Linked DNA regions of Homo sapiens: region 1 is linked to region 2. The links are chromatin contacts, found by Hi-C or POLR2A ChIA-PET in ENCODE. All regions are on one chromosome and are shown on one strand. The core of a region is the stretch at or near the end of the contact, and the rest is flanking DNA. Distances in the headings are between cores, read along the strand shown. Region 1 overlaps LEKR1 (leucine, glutamate and lysine rich 1). Region 2 overlaps LINC00886 (long intergenic non-protein coding RNA 886).

What was found. Hi-C counts contacts between places; a loop is a spot of excess contacts on that map. ChIA-PET counts read pairs that join two places held with the same protein, here RNA polymerase II (POLR2A).
Region 1: a loop to region 2 is called in a map of CD8-positive, alpha-beta T cell, with 2.0 times the contacts of the local background. The contact joins two enhancer-like sites. A Hi-C loop is called at or near these places in 1 of 168 maps with a recorded cell type or tissue (CD8-positive, alpha-beta T cell). POLR2A ChIA-PET finds 5 or more read pairs at or near these places in 4 of 52 experiments (GM12878, H1, OCI-LY7 and 1 more).

The regions. Positions count from the first base shown.
Region 1 is chr3:156,859,997-156,864,097 of GRCh38, reverse strand. The region is part of intron 3 of LEKR1 (leucine, glutamate and lysine rich 1); the gene reads right to left. Among named protein-coding and RNA genes, the nearest start is that of LEKR1, 36 kb to the right of the region's middle. Within about 2 kb of position 1,602, at least 2 of the 41 ENCODE cell types and tissues checked have a DNase peak (open chromatin) inside an H3K27ac peak, as active enhancers do.
Region 2 is chr3:156,750,165-156,754,083 of GRCh38, reverse strand. It overlaps LINC00886 (long intergenic non-protein coding RNA 886), which reads left to right. Exons shown (of 3, transcript NR_038387.1): 2 at 2,901-2,989; 3 at 3,670-3,919. Among named protein-coding and RNA genes, the nearest start is that of LINC00886, 65 kb to the left of the region's middle. RefSeq lists an enhancer at 2,479-3,232. Within about 2 kb of position 2,528, at least 7 of the 41 ENCODE cell types and tissues checked have a DNase peak (open chromatin) inside an H3K27ac peak, as active enhancers do.

The DNA of each region.
Region 1 (4,101 bases), core at 353-2,852, 110 kb before region 2:
TTAGTGACTTCAAATGTGGAGCCACTTTAGTTGATTAAAATAATTTTCCATCTCACTACATCTTCACTTTAGTTTAAAATGTGGCAAATAACACATGAAGATTTCTTGCTGAGTTCTTCACAATGTTTCTAGGGATAGCTTCCCTAACAGTTCTGTCAACTCAACCAACCCTGGTTGAGTTGCTAACACTGGATGGCTTTTTGTACAACTGGGTTTCTTCAGTCCAAGAAGACAAGGCTCAAGATTTGGTGTGCCTTGTCCTTTTAAAATAGGTGCCTCCAATGACAGTCTCTTCACTCTACCATAACTTACCATAGCTGTATTTGTTTGGTTTCTTCAACTAACCTGAATAGTGATATCATATAAAAGAGAAAGATAAAGAATTTGATCAGCTGTGTGAGCATCATTATTTAATCTCTTTGTGTTTGCTTAGCCATCTGTAAAATGGATATAAGAGTTGTGGATCATACTTTAGTCAATGAGTTAATTCATTTTTCTCCAATTTGAAAGCTGTTCCCAGTTATAAATATGTAAATAATATGTAAAGAATCTGAGAAAAATTCAAATTGTCCACTTTTGTGAAGGTGCATTAATTCAAACCTGCAACAAATAAAAATTAACCTGTTCTTAAGCTAAAATAACATGATCTGACTTGTTTGTTCAGGCGTTATGGTAAGTGAGGCAGTAAGGAGATGGGTGGAGGGATGAGGGTCAAGAGAAAAGCTAACTGAAAGACAAGCCAGAGGTGCATTCTTTAAAATAATTTTGCTGCCTCCTTGATGAAGAGCAGCATGGAGTCCAGCATTAGACGGGGTGGCCACCTATTGCCTATTAGGACTGGCTTCAGATACACAGATAGTAGAAGTTCTCACCAGAGCCTAATTACTCTACTGAATTATCTCGCTTAGACTTCCTGGGGATTTCTTCCAATGTTAAAGTCAGCCTTGCTTAAATAAGCAAACAAAAAACCCACCTCCCCAACCCCTGCCTTATTCCTACTCCTACAAAAAGGCTATGAGTATGAAAATCCCTGGAGCTCAGGTAAAAGGATTTGCTGGAAAGCCAAACTTAACTTTTGACCCTTGAGGTCGACATATTCAAATTCTTGTTTTTTGTCCAACGTCTCCCTCCCTTTTCCCTCCTATGTTGATAATTTTATTATGCCCTTTTAAATCACTGCATATCCTTTCTGCAAAGAAAGGGGATATAATAAATAAAAGTAATAATTAAGTTCTACAGTTATGCTTTCCATAAAATCTCTACTCCACTGAGTGGAACTCCACCGGCTGCGAACTTAACCAAAGCTGGGCTAGACTTTGGTTAAAACACCAATTAAATTGGAATTAATTGTGGGAGAGCTGAGATTAGGATATTTCCTAGACTCAAGAACTTCCTTTGTGAAATTAGTCAATATTTAGATATCCAAGTTAGGTATGAAAGTGACAATGTTTATAGGGAGAAACAGTATGCTACTAACCTTAGTTAACAAACATAGAAAAAGGAAAAAGGAAGGTGAGGGAAGTGAAAGGTAACTGAATTCCTACCAAGCAATGAGTAATGTGTGTATCATCCCTGTGAAGCAGCTCTTTCTCCGTCCATTTTACAGATGATGAAACCAAAGCACAGAAAGATTAAGGGGCAAAGTCATAGGATTAGGTATTAGCAGAGCCTGTACTCTATACCACATCATACACTGCCTCCCTTCGAATTCATTCTTATAATTCCCACTATGTTTATGCCAATAAAAATTATTTTATTTGTTATAATAATAAGTAACTAATTTTAAGCAAGGGAAATTCAAAGTGGAAAGGTGAATAGAAAAAATAATAAGTGGCTGGGCCTGAAACTGCTGATTAAAAAGCTTTGGGAGAAAAAGAATGCCTTAAAAAGACAAAGCAGAAAAAAAATGTACCTTATTTTGGTAACCATGTTGCTACAGCAACATCATAATTATACACGAAGGGCTTTCAAAGTTATGCTGGTAATAAAAGATATACACATATACATAGGTCTATCAATATTGTTAAATAAGTATCAATCTCTTTAACCTTGCCAGTTTTAGTAACAAGGAAACCCAGGTAAACATTATTTATACTGATAGTAAAAACCCCTGTCAACTTCTATTTACTGTTTGCACATGTTCATGGAGAGAAGAAATAAAAGAAAATAGTATGTTCTATACCTAAGGACTTTGGTCTGGAGCACAATCTAGTGTTGGTGTGGGAGAAAAATGAAAAGATAATAAAAAGATTAGCTGATCTTAGATCTACATGTTATAAATAAGCTTGTTTAGGTTCCTCAAAGTTCAAGTAATGCATAGCACAAACATCAATGTAATAAATTCATACTTACACATCTAGACAAAAAAAGTGATATGAACTTCTAGATTTAAAATTATTTTTTAATGGCCCTGTGTCTACTGGAGCCATTTTTCAATGGCCTGAAAATGAATGTTTTTCCACAATGGTACTCAACGTTTTTTCCCTGCCTTTCCCATGTTCCTATGCCCAAGCAGACTTCCATCAGTAACAGTCCTCATTTTACTGTAGGAATTCTTACCACACCCCAAAATGGGCAAATCAGAATCTCAAGAGAGATGTGAGGGATTGAAAAGGCCCCAGAGATTGAAAATAGTTCCCTAGGAAGTAGGCCCCATCCCATAAGAACTACAGTTCTGCATCAGTTCTTTGTTCTATCAAATCTTGATTATTCAAAATTAAGTTGTCCCAATCATTTTTAGCATAAATGCCCTTTACACTACTTCCATAAACACCAAAAAGTGCTGCAAAAGTACAAAAAGCAGAAGCCTGGATGAGACATGTATAAAAGATAAGACCTTTTATAAAGGGAGTTGTTGATGTATTTATTTTCTCAAGATACTATTTTTCTTCCTCTCAGTGAATGAAATTAAGCATACACATTATACTCTGGAGAAAAATCTAATGGCCCAGTGAGGCAGGCCCTGATAGTGTCTGTTTCCTTTTCTTCCTTACAACAGTACCTGATATTGTTTCAGGAAGCAACAAGCCAACACCCTGCAGCCAATGCCTCAGACTCCTCTGCAGTCATGACCAATAGCACATAAGGTGAAACTTTCTGAAAAAGTTTTTGATCTCCTAATATAAGCATTTCCCCTGACTGCTTCCCCCTTCATATTCCTGCCTAGAAATTAAACATGATATCTGGTGATACAGAAGCCATGATGAAATCATAAGACCAGTATAAGGCTAAAAGCCTACTTACTGAGCAAGACAGAATGAGAGATAGAAAGGGATTGAGTTCCTGGTGACATCACTAAGCTGCCCATACCCTTTCTTCTTCCTTCAAGAAATAAACCTTTGTCCATTTAAGCCACTTACTATAGATTGTATTCCTAACTGATCCAGCCAGTCTAGGTTGGAGGTAGGTAGGTTTAGCAAGGAAGGAAAATGACTAACAAAAGCTGCCTTGTTTGCCCCATCACCCTCTACTCCAGCCAGGTACACTTATTTCCTCCAATTCTCTCCATTTGTAAATTCAGACACACTCTCTGCATTAATTTGGTCTCAAACTGTAGACTCAGTCTGGATCTCTGGACCTTTGGTACCTACCTTAGGTAGCCCTATCCTTGGGCTGACTGCTCTAAACTGACTTATCTGGCTCACCTAACATGAGATAATTGCCAACCGAACTCTTAAGTGCTGTCCCTCATAAACAAGCCTACATTACTGTGGATTAACTCTCCACATGACAGTCTCAATTTGGCATAAGCGGAGGAGAAACTGAAGAGGAAATGTTTAACAGCCACTTAGAGATGCATTTTATTGTGTAACTACTGACTTCTGTAATCTACTGATATTTGTGAGAATTTAACCAATTACCTTCTTTAGAAATATTCTAAGTTACTCAAAATAATATTTAATTTGACTAAAAAACCAACCCAAGATTTCCACCAAGATGGAGTAGTCCCATTGTTCCCAGATCCTCCTTACAACTGAAACACCCCGAACATAACATAAGCAGCATAGAAAGACTCTGAAAAGTGGAAAGAAGGCAGATGGCCTAGGGACCTTCGGACTTGATAAATACCAAGGCAATAAAATCCATGAGTTTTCTTATTGA
Region 2 (3,919 bases), core at 1,279-3,778:
AATCATATAACTTCTCTGAAAGGGATGGGGAAGAAATAAGCTGACCTGAGTAAGGGTCAGCTAAGTGAGGGTTTCCAGAAAACCCTTCAGCTCCCCTAAGAAACTTTGGAAAACAGCACCAGACCTGCCCCAGTGAAACCTGGTGCCATGCAAGCCCCCATGGTCCCAGTCTCCAGGCTGGAAATTGTGGACAAAACTTTTAAGATGCTCCAACACCCAGTCTATTCTGTGTCCTCAGGCATCAGGCTGACCCCAGTGCCTTCAGATTTTGAGCCTGTTTGTTCTGACACTTTAGCTCTCTGATAAGTTCAAAGAAAGTTCTGAATTTGAAGTTAACTCAGTTACTTTCATTGTAAGTGTAAGAGTGATGTCTCTTCTATCTCTCTATAGAGTGGTAAGTCCTTTTTTTCCATTTTTAATGGCTAAACTGTATTTCATTAAATGAATATGTAATTTACTTTATTTAACCAATCCCAATCACTTATTATTGTGCCTTTAGGGAATTTTCCACTTTTTGCTATTATAAACCAAGTTAATTGACCCTTGTAAGCATCTTTGAGTTGCTATAAAGGGATACCTGAGGTTGGGTAATTTATAAAGAAAAAAGTTTATTTGGCTTTTGGTTCTGCAGGCTGTACAAGAATCATGGTGCCAGCATCTGCTTCTGTTGAGGACTTCAGGTTGCTTCTACTCATGGTGGAAGGCAAAGGGGAACTGCTGTATGCAGAGCTCACATGGCAAGAGAGCCCCCATGAGGGACCTGCCCCCATGAGGGACCTACCCCCATGACCCAAACACCTCCCACCAGGCCTCACCTCCAATGCTGGGGCTCAAATTTCAACATGAGGTTTGGAGGGGTCAAATATTCAAACCACAGCAACGGGAGAAGACATTTCCTCATGAAGAAGCAATATAAATTGAAATACAACCTATAGAATTTATATAGACATATGCAATCTGCAGAAGCACATGTTGGGACTGAAAAAGGACTGCACTAATGAATTCTGTCACAGATGTGTTTCTTGTTCTCATTTTAGAATAAATGATATCCATATCAGATTATCTGGGTGATTAGCACAATGGCTTTGATTTAAAAATAGGAAGGCTACATGTTGACTGTTCCCTGATGCTGACTGCTATAGCCTATGTGCTCTATCCAACCCAGAAAGGGAGCCTCTCCTTCACCCAAACAGGCAGCTGTATCAGTGTTTGGGTGAAAAGGAAGATGGATTTCAGCTGCCCTAAAAAACAAAAGTTGAAGATGGCTTCTTCCCCTTCTCTCCCTCCTCCTCCTCCTCCTTCTTTTTCTTCTTCTTCCTCTTCCTCCTCCTCCTCCTCTACCCACCTCCGCTCCACTCCTCCTCCCCCACCTCCTCCTCTTCCTCCTCCTTCTGGAGGAGAGTCTGTCTTGAATCAAAAATGGGTTGGCCGGGCCAGTGGCTCACGCCTGTAATCCCAGCACTTTGGGAGGCCGAGGCAGGTGGAACACTTGAGGTCAGGAGTTCGAGACCAGCCTGGCCAACATGGTGAAACACTGTCTCTACTAAAAATACAAAAATTAGCCAGGCATGGTGGCAGGCGCCTGTAATCCCAACTACTCGGGAGGCTGAGGTGGGAGAATGGCTTGAATTCAGGAGGCAGAGGTTGCAGTGAGCCAAGATCCCACCACCACACTCCAGCCTGGGCAACACAGCAAGACTCCGTCAAAAAAAAAAAAGAGTTAACTGAATTACAACAGGAAACGTCTCCAGTACAGCCCAACTTGCTCCAGGTCCCAACAGGTGAAGCGAGCATCTCATCCCTGATTCCTTCAACTCTGGATTTAACAGGTAGCTACCCTAAGGTGCCCTGGCAAGGTGATCTGGACCTTGGGATTTCTGCTTTCAGGATTGCCTAAAGAAGAATTAACAGTTGCCAAAGGAAAAGCAGTAATCAGGAACCCTGTCTCTAAATGTAGCTAATTTCTATTTAATTGGCGAGTAACTACATTTAAAATAAACACGAGTTGGTAATCAAAAACAGGAGGTTAAAGGATAGGCAATTGTAGAAGCCAGAGAGAATTACTAGGGCAAAACAAAGCTGAGGGAAAGTGGAGAGACATGCTGCTTCAGAGAAAACATGGTCAGGAGAAGAGGAACTGTCGCTGCTGTGGGCCTCACAGATCTCATAAAGATTTATATCAGGTTTTATTTGTGTTTGTTAGTCATCAACGAAACTGATTTTAATCACCAACTGGTCTTTAATTATGAAGCATTCATTCCTTTATTACATAAAAATTAAAAACACATGTAAGCGGCACGTTTAAAACTATCAAACGGGTTGAGTTTGGCACATCCTTGTGCAACCCCAGAGAAAGAGGCAGAGATTGGACAGGTTTCTAGAAAACCCTTCAGCTCCCCAGGCATTTGCTGAACCCCTGGCTGCTGGCAGTATGGGCTTTCAGGCAACCGCGGCGACGGCTCCCCTCCAGGGGAAGAATGTGGAATCCGCAGAGCTGGGTTGAGGCACATCCGCTGCCAAACTGTCTCCAGCATTTGTAATCCCTGCTTTTCGGCACCACCCAAGATGTACTAATGCGCCTTGTGAAGACTCACTCCCGTGGCCTCTGGGGTTCGGCATTGAAAGAGAGGGTGGGAGAGGAAAGGAAAGAGAAGGGGAAAGGGTAAGAATGGCTTGAGTGAGATCCCTAAGCTGTGAGCAAGTTCTTCAAATTGAGTTTTCCTTTGAGGCAGACATTTTCCAGTTAAACTTTAAACTCAAAAGCTTGTCCTATTTATCTCCAAAATGCAGGCTATGTGTCTCCCTCCTAATTAGCATGAAATTATTTCTTGTTTTTCCTTCATTAGAAATTAGGATTTATTTTTTTAAAGATAAAATTTGTATTCCTGCTTAATTTTTAGACTCATTTGGAAGCAGTGCATTTTTATCAGAGGGACTGAAAAGCCTTTCGAGAATCAGTCAAGAAAAAGGAATGCGCATGAGAGTCATGGTGAGTAGCACTTCTCATCAAACTAGCTGCCCAGGGGTGTTAAAGTGCTTTCTAAAAAGGGAACTAACAGGGCTGCTCACCATTTACTGTTTTCTAAGAGCCTAGCTAAATTAATCATAGCACACACTAGCCCCGTAAGGTAAAATGATTCCTGGTTGTTTTGAAAGCAATCAGCGATCCACAAAGAGGGAGGTAATGTCTCCCAGAACCAAGATTAAAACTCCGACGTTGAGGGAATCTCCACTCCCTTCCTGTCATCAAAGGCCAGCTTGTTTGTATCCAAGCAGGGTCCTGGGTGAGCCAAGCTCTGTTAAAGTGGCCACAGGAATGAGAGGCCACCACACAAGTGAGGATGCTGGGGACAGTCCATCTTCTGGGGCTGTGTGAATGCAAGCTTAGTGGTGGGGGCTGTCACATTTTAAGTGGACAGGTGTGAGTCCCAGGCCTCCTGCTCGGAGACTCAAACCCAGCTGAGGCTTGCCCAGGAGGGTCTGGCTTCATCCTGGGCCACCCACACACTGGCAGGCCTGTGCACATGGAGGCCAGTTCCCTTCCTGCATTAGCCATGCATGGATTCCTACTCACATCTGTACAGCCAGAGCAAAAGCCTGTAATTTCCATAGAATCCAGTTCTTTGAGTCAGAACTCCAGATAAGTGTTTGTTTTATTTTTCTTTACAGGTCACATCATGTGATTGTAGGGAAAGCCTAGGCTATCATGGAGGGAAGAGATTGGATAAATTATTTGAAAAGCAAGCCTGTGAATTGCTGTGGAGGAACAATAGCCTGTCTCTTATCTGGAGCCTTTCCAAGGAAAAGCAAAGGGGACCCTAGAAGGCTTCCTGGGAGACAGTTTAATTCTGAAAACAAAGCAGTACTTCACCTCTTGTGTGTTGGGTAGAGCTGTAAAACAGAACACAGTCAAAATAGT